2 separate regions of the Homo sapiens genome follow, and region 2 is linked to region 1. A link is a loop called in an ENCODE intact Hi-C map of the cell type or tissue named here. Cell type or tissue: PC-3. All regions are shown on one strand.

What was found. Hi-C counts contacts between places; a loop is a spot of excess contacts. Peaks named below come from ENCODE experiments on the same cell type or tissue, not always from the same donor. Only the 100,000 strongest peaks of a DNase experiment are listed, where the experiment ranks them.
Region 2: a loop joins it to region 1, with 7 times the contacts of the local background. A loop is called at or near these places in 4 of 110 quality-filtered maps.

The regions. Positions count from the first base shown.
Region 1 is chr14:58,105,489-58,110,488 of GRCh38, forward strand. All of the region lies in intron 4 of ARMH4 (armadillo like helical domain containing 4), which reads right to left. Among named protein-coding and RNA genes, the nearest start is that of ARMH4, 44 kb to the right of the region's middle. In PC-3, a CTCF peak has its summit at 2,642 (motif pointing right); DNase peaks (open chromatin) are centred at 1,743 and 2,663; H3K27ac peaks cover 1,174 bases; H3K27me3 peaks cover 819 bases.
Region 2 is chr14:58,465,475-58,470,474 of GRCh38, forward strand. It overlaps KIAA0586, which reads left to right. Exons shown (of 31, transcript NM_001329943.3): 15 at 361-555; 16 at 2,261-2,448. Among named protein-coding and RNA genes, the nearest start is that of KIAA0586, 40 kb to the left of the region's middle. In PC-3, a CTCF peak has its summit at 2,274 (motif pointing left); a DNase peak (open chromatin) is centred at 137.

The sequences.
Region 1 (5,000 bases):
CCATCCTGGCCAACATGGTAAAACCCTGTCTCTACTAAAAATACAAAAATCAGCCAGGCATGGTGGCACATGCCTGTAGTCCCAGCTACTCAAGAAGCTGAGGCAGGAGAATCGCTTGAACCCAGGGGGCAGAGGTTGCAGTCAGCCGAGATTACGCCACTGCACTCCAGCCTGGGCAACAGAGTAAGACTCCATCTCAAGAAAAAAAAAAAAAAAGAAAGAAAGAAGGAAATAATTGATCTTGGTTTACTATGCATAGTAGAAACATGTCCTATGTCAATAACCAGTGATAATGCTCAAAGATGTAAAGTTATATTTGTTCTGACAATCTCTAAAAACATTGCAATCCAGGAAAGGAAGATTCAGAGAGCTCAGCCTGAAAAGTTCCTTCTAGTCATGTTACCTAGAATTGGAAAGTTCATCCTCATAACCAACACTTCTTTTTCACAAGTTGACATGGCACTGATTACATCACAACCCCAAACACTAACAGCAACCCTAGCAGCAAATGGGCAGGAAGAATGGTTTCTAAGTAACCATCTCTCTTGACAGTCAAAATCCTCCCAACAAACTGCACTGTTCCCACTCCCAAACACATAATCCACATTATGAAAAATTCCTTTTCACTCTTGTTGAACCAGCATCTCTTTAGAAGACGTGTCCCACTGAGTCCAGCATGCACAGACAGGAACGACGGGCTCCTTGCCATGGAGCTAATGGATTTTTCCATAGCATCCTTACCGAGATCAAGTCACTCGGGATTAATCTGATGCTCCTGCTAGCATGTCCACTGTCAAGAATTCCAACACCTAACAATAGTGAAAAACCTGGATGAGATGTCAGCCAAAACCCTAACTTAGGTGTTCAGACAGTTAGATGGTTCAGCATGCAAGAGGGACTGGGACATGGTTCAATTTCTGACTGCTGTGCTTGAGGTGAACTGAAACAGTTGAGAATAAAACTAAGAAACATTAAACAGAAATGTCAGAGAACAGTGCCACATGGCCAAGAGATGCTTAGTGATATTAAATAGTGTGTCCATAGCTCAAATAGAGAAATGTCCTGTTGCAAGTGGCAGGCAGACAAAATGTGTCTACACGGTACCCTCTCTTAGCCAACTTTATCTGTCTGGCAGATCTCTGACAATCTCTTAACAGCTGTTCAAAGCCCACGACGATACTTTGTACTTACATGGGGCTTTCCTTCCAAGAGACTCAAACGGCTTTTCAGGCTTTATTCTCCAAACTTACATTGTTAGCTAACAGGGAACAAGTTTTATAAGTTTTGTTTTACTTACAGGTTACTTGGTAGGTGAAAAAAAAAAAACTACCTTGGATGCTCAAATATCACAGCAGAGGCTTAAATGAGCTTGTGCAAACCCAGAATTTTTGCCTCTCTGGATCAGACCTGTTTTCTTTATTCATTGCAAATATTTCTGTCTAGGGTTACCAAAATCGAGAGTCTTCATTTTGTTCAGGACCAGAGCCATGGGTTAACTCTCAACAAAATCAATAAAATATATGGGAGAAATTTTGCCCTATGACCCTGAGTAATTTTAGTAATCTGACTCTGCTACAAACATGTGTCATTTAATAGGCAGTTCCCACCAAAGGTGCTCAGTTTCTCTAACTGCATTTTTATCACAGCTTTGACTTTTTTAGATCTCCAGAAGATACAGAAGTAGCTAGCACTTCCAGGCTGTTACTAATGCATCAAAGATAGAAAAAACCTTGGTTGAGAATGTGTCATCCCAACAATGACGGCAGGAAGATCCAGAGTAGGAACACCTGTTCCCCAACATCTGCTGTCTAATCTTGACTTTCAAGGAGAATAGAGTCTCACCTGTATTTTCTGCCTTTTTGGAATAGCAATGATTAGTTTGAATCATCATCTTTTGCCTATTTATTCATGAGTTTTACATGTCAAATTTCTCTTTTAGTGGCTTTTTCTTCCCTTTACTAAGTTTAAAATTAAATCTAAGGTAAACAAATTAGAGGCCGGATGCAGTGGCTCACGGCTGTAATCCCAGCACTTTGGGAGGCCAAGGCAAGTGAATCATGAGGTCAGGAGATCGAGACCATCCTGGCTAACATGGTGAAAAACAGCCTCTATTAAAAATACAAAATTTAGCCGGGCGTAGTGGTGCACGCCCTTAGTCCCAGCTACCTGGGAGGCTGATGCAGGAGAATCGCTTGAACCCAGTAGGCGGAGGTTGCAGTGAGCTGAGATTACGCCATTGCACTCCAGCTTGGGCGACAGAGCAAGACTCCATCTCAAAAAAAAAAAAAAAAAAAAAATTAGCCCATGTGGAAAAGAAGAAGGATGCCATGAAAAGAAACAAGGTAGCTTCACCAGGCATGGACTGAGCGCATATTAGCCTTTCTCCCACTTCTCCCATGAAGGGAATGGCTCTGACACATCCCGGTGGCATCTTTCTCAAAGAAGAAACATTTGTAGGCATACGTTTTCCTGGGAACTCTTATGCCAATAACAATCAAAAGCCATTGTTTCCACCTATAAAGTGACTGAAGCCCTAGAAATGACACTGCTTTTATTTCCAGATTTTTTTTACCTTGGGCATCAAATTGGGTGCAAAACTTAAAAGCCAGAAAGAAAATATTAAATTCGTCTTGAGGATGTGCAGCGACTCTCCAGCAGATGGCTCTCCAGGATCATAAGGTTCTAAGGGATACCAGAATTTTCTGAAATAACTACCACAAAATCCAGCAACTCACAGTTAAGCTGACTTAGAATACATAGAATTTCATTACATTTCTAAAATGGAAATATTCCTGCCAAGTGCTTTTACATTTTTATCATGTAATAGGAGATATATATTAGACTATATACATATACCGTATTTATCTTATTAAGTTCATAGTGAAATGAACCCCAAAGAACTCACTATTCAATTTAAGGACTAGTAAGTTATTAATACTGTTACACCTATCTGCATATTCTTCTTAACATCCTTCTTCCCCTTAAAGCCATACAAAGTTACTGACTGCTATATTTGGGGACTTTCTTTCCATTCAAAATTATGGTTTTAAGTTTCACACATCTTGTTGTACAAAACACTAGTTTATTAATTTTCACGATATATGCTGTTCATTATGCATATATGTCACAGTTTGTTTATCCCCATGTCAAGGAAGATTTCGGGTATTTGGTTGTTGCTAATTTTTTTTTGCTGTTATGAATAGTGCTGCTTGAACACTCATAAATGATCTCTAGTGTATTTGTTCAAGGCTTTGTCTAGGGTACATTCCTAAAAGTGGAATTGCTAGGTTAAAAGGAATACAAGTGTTCAACATCCTAATGTCTAGATAAATGTCCCTAGCTCCACATCCTCATCAACCTTTGGCACTGTCAAACATTTCTTTTCAATCCAGTGTGTATAAAATGATGTCACTCCAGATGTCATTTGCACTTTCTTAATGACTAATGAGGTTGTGTATCCATTCAGTATCTGTGTGAGATGCCTACTCATGTCTTTCACTCATCTTTCTATTGGGCTGTCTGTCATTTTTCCGCTGATTCTTTTAGAGTTCTTTCTATCCTGGACATCAATCCTTTATCAGTTATATGGATTACAAATATTTTTGCTAATTTTAGAAGCTGTATTTTCACTTTCTTTCTAGCATCCTTTTATAAAAGGTTTTAGTTTTAATATCACTGAATTTATCAGGATTTTTATGGTTAGCAATTTTTGTGTCATATCTAAAAAAACTTTATTGTGAGGTCAGAAAAATATTCTACAATTTTAGTCAGTTTAAGGTTTGCCTATTACATCTGTTTTTAAACCACATAGAACTGATTTTTGTGTAGGATGTAGCTTCAATATAGTTTTTTCTATATGGACAACCAATTGTCCCAGAACTTTTTGTTTGTTTTAAATGCTTTCCCCATCACTCTGCAGTGCAATTTTCGTCACATGTCAAGGACCCTCTATAGCAGTGTGTTTCCATGCCTATTCTGCTTCACTGGCCACTTTGACTATTCCTGTCCATGTCCTCCTTGTCCAAATATATAATTATATAGTAAGAGCTTTATAAGTCTTAATATCTGTTAGGGTATTTACAGACACCTTCCTTCAATTTCTTTTTCTTCTTTAGGAGTACACTGGCTATTTCTTGGCCTATTGCTCTTCCATATAAATTTTATCAAAAGTTTACTAAGCTGTTCTGAATTAATGCAATGTAAAAATAAAATAATGAAATCTTACTGTTATTACTTCATTCTATTTTCTTTGGGTTTCTTCTATTTTGTTTTTATAGCTGTATTAGTCCATTCTCACACTGCTATAAAGATACTGCCTGAGACTGGGTAATGCATAAACAAAGGAGATTTAATTGACTCACAGTACTGCATGGCTGGAGAGGCCTCAGGAAACTTACAGTGGTGGTGGAAGGGGAAGCAGGCACGTTCTTCACAAGGTGGCAGGAGTCAGAAAGACCATGAGTGAGTGTGAAGAAGGAACTGTCCAACACTTATAGAACCATCAGATCTCATGAGAACTCACTACCACAAGAACAGCACAGGAAAACCACCTTCATGATCCAATCACTTCCCACTAAGTCCCCACCTCGACACATGGGGGATTACAATTCAAGATGAGATTTGGGTGGGGATACAGAGCCAAACCGTATCAATAGCTTAAGGTGGAAGTTACTTAGCTCATTAATTTTCATCCTTTCCGCTTTTCTAAGCTTTTGGGTTTTATTTTTTAAGCTGATAATTGTATATATTTATCATGTCCAACATGATGTTTTGAAGTATATATGTATTGTGGAGTGACTAAATCTAACTAACATATGCATTACCTCACAAAGTTATTTTCTGTGCTGAGAACGTTTAACATCCACTCTCAGTATTTATCAAGAATACAGCATGTTGTTATTAACTATAGTCACCATGTTATACAATAACAGAAACTTTTTTATTTTTTAAAGTGAACAAACTCACTGAGGGAGCTTTCTAAAGGTTAAAAATTTCCCATT
Region 2 (5,000 bases), 360 kb after region 1:
AGTTGTATGTCTATTCAGGGGCTGGCAACTGTGGCCTACACGTGAGCTGCCTGTTTTTATAAAGTTTCATTTGCCTCTAACTGTGTTCATTCATGTATATATTGTCCATGGCTTCTTTCATGACACAACAGCAGAACTGAGTCATTACAGCTGAGATCACGTGGCCTGCCAGACAAATATTTACTGTCTGGCCATTTAAGAAGTTTGCTACCTCTGGTCTATATATTACTTCTGTTTTGGGGCCTTGTAACCTTATATAGAATTAAGATTTTTCTGTGAAGAGCTGTTGTATTTCTAGATGTCTGGATAGTAGATATTCTAACAATATTTTAAAATATCTGCCATTGGTGATTATTATAGGCACTAAGGTAAAGTCAATAAGAACACAGACTGACTTCTATGCAACAAAACCTAAGAAGATGGATTCTAAAATGAAACATTCTGTTCCTGTGTTACCTCATGGCGATCAGCAATATTTGTTCAGCCCAAGTAGAGAAATGCCTACTTTTTCAGGTACATTGGAAGGTCATCTGATTCCTATGGCAATTCTTTTAGGTAAGAATCAACAAAATATGTGGGATGGATTTTATTTTATTTATTTATTTGTTTGTTTGTGTGTTTATTAGAGACGGGGTTTCACTGTGTGGCTCAGAGTGGTCTGGAACTCCTGGACTCAAGCAGTCCACCCACCTCAACCTCTCAAAGTGCTGGGATTACAGGCGTGAGGCACCGTGCCCAGCCATTGAATTTTAAATTCTTATCAGCAGTAGCAGAACTTACAAAATGGTACTAACATGATAGTCATCTACCTTTTCTTGTAAATGTTATTTGTTTTTGTGGGGAAGGCCTCACAATGTATTTTATGCTGTGTAATAGCAATCTCTGAAATGATGGGTTCCTGCTGTAGTTTCACCAATAGGAAAAATTCTTTTGGTATGTTATATTATTGTAGATGAAATGAAATTTTAAACAATATTTTGGCTGGGCACAGTGGCTCATGCCTTTAATCACAGTACTTTGGGAAGCCGAGATGGGAGGATTGCTTGAGACCAAGAGTTTGAGACCAGCCTGGGCAACATAGCAAGACCTTGTCTCAAAAAAAAAAATTAGCTGGGCTTGATGGCTAACACCTGTAGTCCTAGCTACTCTGGAGGCTGAAGCAGGAGAATCCCTTCAGTCCAGGAGTTTGAGGCTGCAGTGAGCAATGATTATGCCACTGTACTCCAGCCTGGACAACACAGCAAGACCCTGTCTCTTAAAAAAGAAAGTTTAAATATGTCATGGACATTCATAATAATTCAATAAGTTTGATTATCTTGTTAATATCATTATGTCTTTGGGGAAGTATTAAGGTACTTTTTTTTGTACTTTTGAACTAGGCTATCATAAGTGAAAGCTGTGTGGGTGTGTAATCTAAGCCAATAGTTGTTTATTTACTTATTTGCCTTCTCTCTGAGTCTTCATGTTAAAAATTGAACAGATCATTTTTGTCCTCACACCAGCTGTTCAAGTCTAATTAGCTCTTTTTTCCCTTTAGTGTCATTGCTGTTCTTTTGTTTTGATTAACAATTTAAGTATGAATATTTTTTAATGTAAGAGACTTTTTTATTTTTGATATTATGGGTTAATTTCATGTCAACATAATAGCTCTCTGTTTAAACATATCTCCTAGTAATAAAATAGCTCACACTTTTAAAGTTCTTACTGTGTGCCCGGTACAGTTCTGAGCACTTTACATATATTCTCTCATTTAATCCACCCTATAAAGCACATGGTAATATACAAATTGTATAGCTAAGAAAACTGAAGCACAAAAGGGTTACATAATTTGTCAAAGGCTACACAGCTAGAATGGTGCCAGGATTCAAACCCAGGCAGAGGCAGTCTGGCTTTATAGTCTGTGTTTTCAACAAGTACACTGTACTACCCCTCTTTACTTTGATATGTAGAAGTCAAGTGGGACTTTGGAAGTGAAAGTTTTTGACATTTTAAAATGTGGATAGTATTAATAGCTTTCTATTAGCCTTTATTTTGAGGTTTAAATTAGATAGTGATGTGAAGCGTTGAGTACATATAAGTGCTTAATAAAAGTCACTGGGTATGGTGAGTATGTCGACAGTGCTGATGATGGAGGGAGGGGTGATTGTCAGATAGGGCTTTTTTAAATATGAGAATATAGCCATTAAGATCCAGATGGTATATTAGACTTTTCCCTTTTTTTCTGAACTAGTTGACTTATTTTTTCTCCTAAACTTCTTAGGACAAACCCAAAGTAATAGTGATACCATGCCACCTGCTGGAGTGATTGTCAGCAAGCCACACCCTGTAACTGTGACTACTTCTATTCCTCCATCATCTCGAAAAGTAGAAACTGGAGTAAAGAAACCTAACATAGCCATTGTAGAAATGAAGTCAGAAAAAAAGGATCCTCCTCAGCTTACTGTGCAGGTATGCCAGGGTGCATGAGTAGAAAATTTTAAGGAAGAAAAAATTTTTTTGCTTAACGTTAGTACGGAAATCCATTATATTGCTTCATAAAAATATTGCTTTTGATCATGACTCTTTTTTTTAAATTTATTTTTATTTTTTAGACAGAGTTTTGCTCTTGTCGCCCAGTCTGGAGGGCAATGGCGCAATCTCGGCTCACTGCAACCTCTGCCTCTTGGGTTCAAGTGATTCTCCTGCCTCAGCCTCCTGAGTAGCTGGGATTACAGGCGCCCGCCACCATGCCCAGCTAATTTTTTGTATTTTTTTTTAGTAGAGATGGGGTTTCATATGTTGGCCAGGCTTGTCTCAAACTCCTGACCTCAGGTGAATCCACCTGCATTGGCCTCCCAAAGTGCTGGGATTACAGGCATGAGCCACCATGCCCCGCTGGCTCTGTTATTTTTAAAACTGTGATATTAATATGATGTTTCTGTCCTGTTTTGCATGATTTAAGCTGCTCTTCTAGGCCAATGACTTATATACAAGTGGCTTGGTGATATTCCAAGGGGAACAATTGAACTGTGTATTATAATTAATTTTAAAAAGTTAATATATGTGACTTATATAATTAATACTTCAAACTTTACACTAACATATGTTAGAAGACTTGAATGAATACAAGACTTCAACAGGCTCATGTGGGAAGAAACCCTTTGACATTTCACAAACATCTACCCTTCGGCCTGGGATCCAGCTGTAGAAGCTGAGGTCTTCACTAGGTCTGGACAAAGGTGAACATGAGTATTTACATGCGACTTTCTATTGACCAGTCAGGAGGCAACTGTAGGAAAGCATTCATGAACTGTGGTAAACTTTTTGGCTGATTTACTCCAACTCCTGTATTCGTCTTACCATCCTTGCTTACTTACAAATAATTAGAACACTCCAGTCCTTAGACTGCTCCAAGGTTCCTCTTTTGATTGAGCCAGGACAAATGAGTTTTCTTGGGCAACTTAGTATGCCCTCTGGGAAGAGAGAAGACTTGCCTCATTCTTGGATCCTGATCACTGAGGAGAAGATAATCCTGGAGCTGTCGGATGCCACCACATGAACAGTCAACAGGCTCTTAGTACTGATTTTTGACTGGACACTCCTCCCTGAACAAACGAACTATCCATTTCTTCTGCACAAATTTATACAGAACAGCCTCAACCCACCAGCCTGAGAGATTCCCAGGGACTTAGAAATCACCCATGTAGCTCCACAAACACTTCGTTCTCATAGATTGACTTCCACCCTGCAGCTAAAATTGATAGTGTGTTTTCACAGCCAAGTTGTTAGGGCTGAGGCAGTCAATGGATCTCAGGAATATTCCCGGCCCTGTGCTTGATAGGAGCAAATGCACAATAAAGCCCTGGCTGCAGAATCTTTCAACTTCCAGTCATTCTTGCAGGGCAGGGAACTCCCAACATGAACCCAAGTGTGTTCCTCTCTTATAGCAGTCTTTGGGCATCCTTCTGACAGCGTAGGCCCACTAACCCAGTGGTGCAGCAGCTATGGAGGCTTCGGGAGACCTGGGGACACTTCAGCCTGGACAGCTCCCTGAGCCAAGTACAAACCCGGTCAATGTGTATTGAACGAATGAGCATCACTAGCACAGTCAGTCCATGGAGGAAATTAGAGGATCTAGATCAGGGGGCAAAGAATCCTGAATTAAAAGGCAAACAACACACAGTAAGAACATATGAAACGAAGATGCTAGTAAAGCATTAATTTTTAAATATAAAGATCTCTATAAATTAATAAGAAAACACAGATCCAAGTCTAGAAATGTTCAAAGGACATGAATAAGACTCTACAAAAGAGGAAGTACAGTTTATCAGCAAGCAAACTAAATAAGTTTTGCCAGTAACCAAGATAATGCAAATTGAAATAACAATAAGATGCATCCATTTAAAAACTATTATTGCTGAAACAATCATATTATCTAATTTTGGTGAGGGTTGGGTAAAACTTAGACTTAATTATGTTTTTGATGATGTAAATAGAGGTTGTTAGGATTACATTTCACCAGTACTTCCAAGAATCTTAAGTATTCGTGTCCTGTGGCCCAGAAAGTTAATCCAATATCTGGCTATCTAGTATAGTGAATTAATTTAGGGTTTAGGAAGAAAATGTGTGTGTGTGTGTGTGTGTTTATGTGTGTGTAAGTTTTTTTTGTAGTGATATATATATAATAGTGGAAAAATTGGAAATTTCCTAAATTTTTCCAATTGAAACATAATTAAATAATTAAGACATGTTTGTTGAAATGTTATATAGTCATTTAAAAATATAATTATGAAGTCTATACAAAAGCATGATAAGTGTTTATGGTTCTTGTAATCAAAATGAAAAATCAAGAATGAAAACTATTTTAAATTTTAGTTATGTATAAGTAGATAGTAAAAGACAAAGGGAATAGTGAAAATGAAGTCATCTTAAGATAGAATTTTGTGTGTTTTCCTCTTTATTTTTCATATTTTATAAAATATGCTTTCATAATTAAAAAATTTTGTTATCCATTGGGTTCA